2 separate regions of the Homo sapiens genome follow, and region 2 is linked to region 1. A link is a contact called in ENCODE Hi-C or POLR2A ChIA-PET data. All regions are on one chromosome and are shown on one strand. Each heading gives the region's core, a stretch centred on a gene start or an enhancer-like site at or near the end of the contact. The rest is flanking DNA. Distances are from core to core; before and after follow the strand shown. Region 1 overlaps LCLAT1 (lysocardiolipin acyltransferase 1). Region 2 overlaps LCLAT1 (lysocardiolipin acyltransferase 1).

Region 1 (3,555 bases), core at 251-2,750:
TTGTATTTTTAGTAGAGTGGGGTTTTGCATGTTGGTCAGGCTGGTCTCAAACTCCTGACCTCGAATGATCCACCCGCCTTGGCCTTTCAAAGTGCTGGGATTCCAGGCATAAGCCACGACGCCCAACAAAGCAGAGTGCTATATGACAGATAAAATCAGTGTCATCAGCTGATGTGGAAGCCAAATGTGGCAGGGAGAGCAGGAATTTTATTAGCACATGGTCAAGAAGCCAAGTACAGATTAGGATTTGTGCCAGGTTCACCTGGACACTCTATTCTTGACTCAAACAGATGGTTTGTTTAGTAGCAAGGATTTTGGTGATAACAACTTTCAGAGAGTCTTCCTTTTGTGCCATCCTCTCAGAATTTGGACCGAATGCCTTCTCTATCTAATGTATAGTTGTCACCCTGAAATCTCCCTTTCAGGATCATCCTTCTTGACCTCTCATCTATGATGATCTCTTACTTGCTGTATTTCAGATCTCCCTTAGTCTTTGTTTACTTCTTTTAGTGGAGCCCATTTTCCAGTAGCTTCTTTTTAAAAGATTGTATGGGAAGTCACTTTTACACCTGGCATGTCTGACAGTGTTTTTCTACCAACTACTCTAACACTTGCTACAGGGACGGGTTGGAAATAATTTTCTTTAGAATCTTAAAGTTTTTGTTCTGTTTTTGTCTTGCTCCTGGTATTGGCTGCTGAGATGTTCAAAGCTGGTCTAATTTTTAATCCTTTGTATGTAACCTGTTTTTTCCTTTCTAGAAGGTTTGTGGAACGTTCTTTGTCTCCACTCTTCTGTAAGTTACAGTGGTATTCCTTGGTGAACATCTGTTTTCATCCATTATCTTTGCTATTAGTAGGCTCTGTTAATGTGGAATGTCATTTTCTCCGGTTCCGGGGAATTTTTTTGAGATTGTTGTTGCTGATTTCCCCCTCTCCAATTTCTCACAACTCTTTTTGGCCCTTGTATTACTGGCATATGGGACCTCGTGTCTTGGCCCTTTCATATATTCTTTCTGCTTTCCATCTCTTTATCTTCTGCTGGGCTTTTTGGGAGATTTTTTCTCAACTTTATTTTCTAACTCTTTGGTCGTGTATAATTTTTGCTAATCATTTTTGCTGTTTTAAACTTTCAGTAGCTCTTTTATTCTCTGGATATTTCCTTTCTTCATTTTATTTTCCCACAAGAACATGTTATTGTTTCCTGATTGCAGTATTTATTGTCTTTTTGAAAATGTTAAAGATAGTTTTCTTTGAAGTTTTCTTTTCCCCTGAATAGTTTATTTCCTTCAAGTATACTTTTTTTTCTGTTTAATTTAGTCTCTAATGTCATGTTAGAGTGTTTGCTCAGAAGTCTCATTATCTGTTCCTAATAAAAAATGGGTGATTTAGAAAGCCAGTAGAGGCTTGCACGTAGGTGAGGCTTGTGAACTTTGGGCTTTACTGAGGGGTGATTTATGTGGGCTGTTTATTAGGGAATCCCTCAATGTTTCTGTATTTTCGAACTCCTGACCTCAAGTGATCTGACCGCCTCGGCCTCCCAAAGTGCTAGGATTACAGGCATGAGTCACCGCGCCTGGCCTGTTTCTGTATTTTTGTCTTTCCTCATAGCCTGGTCAGACATCCCAGAGAGTACACTCCTGTCTTCTGCCTAGGACTGTGCTGTTCAATACTGTGGCCACTACCCACATGTAGCTATTTAAATTGAAATATAATTAAGTTAAAAATTCATTTCTTCAATGGCACTAGCCACATTTCAGATGCTCAATAGCTACATGTAGCTAATGGCTGCAGTTTTGGACAGCATAACTAGGGAACATTTCCATCATTGCAGAATATTCTATAGGACAACTGGCATAGGACCAAAGATCTTGTTGCCAGCCATCTGAGAGCTCATCCAGGGAAGATGGTCTGAGGTTTTAGCATTCAGGATTCAGCATGTATATGGTCACTTAATCCCACTGTTCTTAGAGTGGTGACCATGCCCTAAACTGTGCATTTCCTAATTGGGAAACTCTGTTTTACCTTCTCTAGAGAATAGACATGCAAGTTTATGCTGCGGTAGGAGAGGGACAGTTACCCAGAGGTGCAGAGAGAGAAGGGAATCTAGGAATCCACCTGCCCCTCACTCATTACCTAATCCTCTTTATTTTGGCAAACTGCCATTCATCTCCATTTGCATCCAGCAGTACCTGATGCTTCCGCCTCCTAGGCCTTAGGAGGATTCTGTGGGTTTGTTTTCAACTTTTTCCTCTGCTGGCTTACACTTTGTCTTTGCAGGTCAGCCAGGATAGTCAACATTTGGCTTTCTGCTTTCCAGCTTTTAAAATGTTGTTCTTTTTTTGGTTATTCTTTGTAGGTGTGGGATTTTTAGTGTGTTTTTTGAGAGAGCACAATTAGATATTTCATCTTAATATGAAACTCTTCAGACCTTTTTAGTTTTGTTTTTAGTTTTTTGGAATTCTTATTTTATTTCATGACACATTTGTTTTTATCAAAATTAATAAATTTATGTAAGCAAAAATAGAAAAAATTAACCACTGTATAATGTATATATAAAAGGTTATCATATTCTAGATAATGCTTTGTAACTCCTCATTTTCCTTATGTTGATATTGTTCTGCTGGATGTCTTCTCTTTGCCCTCTGGACACGCTCTCCATTCTTTTCTTTTGTCTGCCTCAAGAGACCCAGGGGGCACACTTTTCTCTTATTTCCAGTTGGGTGAGGTCAAGGGGAAGGAAGCCCTCGAAGGAGATAAAAGGGTGGATGGAGATTAAGGAGAGGATATTTATCTCCAGATAGCCTCTTTGTGGCATAATCTTGAGTTTACTATGCCCCTCTGTTGAAATCAGACCTATTAATACACCTAGAAATACATGTACTCACATACACAAATATACATAGATGTACACATTTTTAAAAAATTTGGCTTAAGGCAAAAATGGGATCATGCCATCTATTATATTTTGCAATCGGTTTTATTTACTGAATGTCAAGGATACCCAGTCATATCAGATGATGTGAGTTTCCTTATTCTCTTGAATGCCTGCTTAGTATTTCATAATAAATGTTAAAATAAATGTTCCCCCTTCTCTTATTGGTAGGCTTTATTATTGCCCACTGTTTATTATTACAAATTATACTTACATGAACAATGTTGTATCCATTTCTCTGTGTACTCCTATAAATATTTCTGCGTGATAGAGTTCTTGAAATATAATTATTAATTAAAAATGCACATTTCTGTCTTGACAAGTACTGCCTTATTACTAACTTAAAGGGTGGTACTTAATTTACAGTCTTAGTAGCAGGATAGAAAAATACATTTGTATCTATAGCCCTGCTAATGTTAAATATTGTGAATATTTTCAGTTTTTCTAATGAGATAGAAGGAAAATGGTACTTTAATTTATATTTTACTGATTACTAATGAACATATTTCACAAAAGATGTGTTAGGGTTTTTCACTGGAAAATTTGTTGAATCTAAACTGAGTTTAGATTAATTATTAATGTGTAGTTATATATAAATATACTGTTTGCTACATTTAACTATA
Region 2 (3,648 bases), core at 414-2,913, 55 kb after region 1:
CAAAGAATGCCAACTTTGAAAGTTATTTGGTAAATAAAAACTAATGAAAGAAAGGTCATATGTTACTGCTACATTAGTGTTAATATGTTCATACATTAGACCTTCAGAGTCATAAAATGTATATGTAAAACTTTTTTCATTCTGTATTTGTTCTCAGGTTTCTTTTTGTAGGTGATGAACTCTCCATCTAGTTGCATAATTTTGGAGTCCATAGTGCTCACCATTACATGATGTAGTTGCATATATATTTTAAATGCAAATGATGTTTACCTTTGAAGCTAGACTTTGCCAAGGAGAAAAAACAGACTGATCCTGAAGTTTTAAACATTTTTTTAACAGTAGAATACAGATAATTTTATTGAGTTGGTAAAAAATCATTTTAAAAAATAGGCTAACAAAATATCTCCAGTTTGGAAAAAGTATCTGTTAATTAAAAGGTGTTTAGTTACTACCATACTTAACCTTAAACTGGGTTTTTCAGCCCAGTGAGACTGTTTTATAATTTAAGTCCTGAATCTAGCTTGCATGTACATTTAAATTAGTGCATTTAAATCTAACTTTACATATATTCTATCTTCATATTTTATTGTTGGTTATAACTTTTTAATGGAAGCAATATATGTTAATTTGGGAAAATTTGGAAACATAGAAGTATGCACAAAACTTGCTATAATCCCACTGCCCATAAGTGAACACTATTTTAATTTTGGTCCATTTCTTTTGAGTCATTTTGGTCACACACAGACATATGTGCACCCATACATATGTCTTCGTTATTCTTGGGTTAGGGAGTTCTATATTGTATTGGCATATTAGTTAGGGTTCTCTAGAGAAAGAGAACCAGTAGGATGTGTATATATAGAAAGAGGTTGAGATTTATTTTAAGGAATTGGCTCTTACAGTTGTGGAGGTTTGGTAAGTCCACGATCTGTAGGGTAGGGTGGCAGAGTGGAGATCCCGGGAAGTAGTCGAAGTTCAAGGCCAAAGGCAGTCTAGAGGCAGAATTCTTTCTTCCTTGTTGGGGAGAGGAGGGCACTTCTGTCTTTTTCTGTTAAGGTCTTCATTCACCTGATTTGATGGGGCCTACTCCCATTGTGGAGGGTCATCTGCTGTACTCAGTCTACTAATTTAAATATTAGTCTCTTCTAAAAAATACCTTCCCAGAAACATCTAGAATAATATTTGATGAGATACCTGAGTATCGTGGCCTATTAAAGTTGACATATAAAATTAGCCATCACAATTAGTATGTGATAATTTTGAGTTCCATTTCCCTGATTTGGAAAGATTCTAACAATTATGTTATTGCATATAACATAACACCTATATACATAAAACTTATTCTTTTTAATACATATATGAGTGCCTGGATCTTTATCCCTACTCTCACGAAGTTTACGTTCTGTGAGGAAAGACAGATGATAAACTAATAAGTTAATAAAAATATGTCAGTCATAAGTGCTATGCAGAAAAATAAGGCAGGATAAGGAGAGAGAGAGAGTCATAGAAGGGGTGTAGGGTGCTGTTTTGTTTAAGGTGGTTAGGGAAAGCCTCTCTGTTAAGTTTCTGTTTAAGTAGGGACTAAATGAACAAAGCAGAAAAGCGTGCAGCTGTATGGGTGAAAGGCATTCTGGGTGAAGGGAGGAGCAGCAACTGCACCGATCCTGAGGTGGGAACATGCCCAGCTGGTTTGAGAATAGCTGCTAGTAGTCCCATGGGCGGAAGGAGTGTAGGAGTGGGAGAATTACAGGGAGTAACGTGACAAGACAGGAGGCTGTGGTCAGAAAGTGGGATGCTAGTGCAATAACAGAGTCTGGGGATGAGTAGATGAAGTAGGGGGTAGATGGAAAAGTCTACATCTCTAATCTCTCTGTATTTCTGATCATTTTTACCGTCCCACATTGTGACTGTTTGTTTTAGAGCTGTTTATACTTGTACTCACATTCTACAACAGTTCAGTTTTGCTTTCAGAATCCCCAGAGTTTTATAAACTGAAAGACCAAACTAAAGGGTAGTTACTACTCATCTTTGTGGTGTCTATGGGATTCCTAATCCCATTTAAGGTCCTGTCAGCTGTCTATAATATAAATATTGTTTTGTAGCCCCATGCCCAGGATATCCTCAAATGAATATGAGAGGAACTTACTACTCTTCATGTGTAGGGCCTTTACTTTTGACTTGCCCGGCTCAATTCCTTTATCATAAAATGATGTAACACCTTCTATAGGAGTGTTCTTTGAATATTTCAGTGTTGTGGAAGTCGTCTATGGTTTTTGGAGACTTTGAGGACTCCGTGATCTTAAATTTACTCCTAGTAAAGTTGTGTCGATATAGATATTTTTCTTGTGACTTGGAATAATAGTTTATCAATTTCGGAATGCAGCTGAGGATTGCGGGTTCTAACATCTGCTGTCATCAGAAAGTATTTCATGATCTCTCCCAGCAGTTGAGGCCAAATTTCTGAACACTTTACTTTTTCCAAATGTATTTGCTGAATAATGGGTTTGGTTCTTCTTGGAACTTGTAAAGTTACCTCATGGAATGGAAAAAGAAGGTTTTGCCAACAACTGGAACATGTACTTGACTCCGTAACTATATTCAGCCAAACCATGTTCAGATATTTGTACATGATGTGCTAATCATGTGCCCATTTTGTTATGGAGCGGTTTGGGTTAGTAATATTAACATACTCTGTGCCTGAGCAAGGCAGATATTTCAGTTCACATTGAAGGCCTAAATTATTGGATTTTAAAGAATGTTGATCTGATATATTTGATTGCTAGTTATTTCTTCTGGATGTCTAGGTCATTGTATTTTGTTAGTGTCTTAGTTTTATTTTATTAGCATTTTATATTTTAATATTTCAATTTTGTTATATAGGGATTGTTTTATAAAAAAATTTAGTTATTAGCATTTTAATTTTCATTGAATGTTGACTTTCATGAAATCTTTTAAACAAATTAAAAGATATGAATATGAATTTCAGAAAATGTATAAAAATCGATTTATGCCTTTGTTATAATTTTTTTTAATTTCAGTAAGTATAACCGAGCATCTCAGCTTTGAAATGCATTTTAACACTTTTTTTCTTTAGTCTTAGAATATAGCCTCGAAGTGTACTTTGAAACTCTGTTTTCCTTCTGTTTCCACTAGACACTTCCTTGCACCATGTATGCTTATCTACTATATGCTTGCTTAGAAATTCCAGGGGCTAATTTTGAAACAAACCAGGCATGGAGGCCCTGTGGAACCCTCCCACTTGGGGGAGTCATGAACAGTTAGTCCACTACCATCAGGCTAAAGTCAAAGTAATGCCAAGTGGACCTCCGGATGGGCAGTTACCCGAGACAGCCATCAGAACAAGACACACAGACCCTGTGCCATTCAAACATCTCCTACAGCAAGTTTCCTTTTAAAAACACTATGATAAATTTTAAAACTTAAGATGGGACTTTAGAACACTAGTTCACTATCTTCTCAGTTTGCTGGCTCTCTGTTTAAAACCTGCTTTCCCTCCCACCAAACTTGGCCTCTTGTGTTTGGCTTTCGAGCAGCAAATAGCCAAACCTGGGTCTGGTTACATAAGTAGGTCTGGGATCTTGATAATGGACCATCTGCAATGTTTGTATCTTCTCATTTGACTCAGTA

Evidence for each region. Hi-C counts contacts between places; a loop is a spot of excess contacts on that map. ChIA-PET counts read pairs that join two places held with the same protein, here RNA polymerase II (POLR2A). Pooled maps may share reads with other maps.
Region 2: a loop to region 1 is called in a pooled map of gastrocnemius medialis, with 2.0 times the contacts of the local background. The contact joins two enhancer-like sites. A Hi-C loop is called at or near these places in 2 of 168 maps with a recorded cell type or tissue (B cell and gastrocnemius medialis) and 1 of 50 pooled maps. POLR2A ChIA-PET finds 5 or more read pairs at or near these places in 2 of 52 experiments (GM12878 and activated CD4-positive, alpha-beta T cell).

What each region holds. Positions count from the first base shown.
Region 1 is chr2:30,509,736-30,513,290 of GRCh38, forward strand. The region is part of intron 1 of LCLAT1 (lysocardiolipin acyltransferase 1); the gene reads left to right. Among named protein-coding and RNA genes, the nearest start is that of LCLAT1, 64 kb to the left of the region's middle. Within about 2 kb of position 1,501, at least 11 of the 41 ENCODE cell types and tissues checked have a DNase peak (open chromatin) inside an H3K27ac peak, as active enhancers do; they include gastrocnemius medialis, where a contact is called at or near this core.
Region 2 is chr2:30,564,293-30,567,940 of GRCh38, forward strand. All of the region lies in intron 4 of LCLAT1 (lysocardiolipin acyltransferase 1), which reads left to right. Among named protein-coding and RNA genes, the nearest start is that of LCLAT1, 120 kb to the left of the region's middle. Within about 2 kb of position 1,664, at least 6 of the 41 ENCODE cell types and tissues checked have a DNase peak (open chromatin) inside an H3K27ac peak, as active enhancers do; they include gastrocnemius medialis, where a contact is called at or near this core.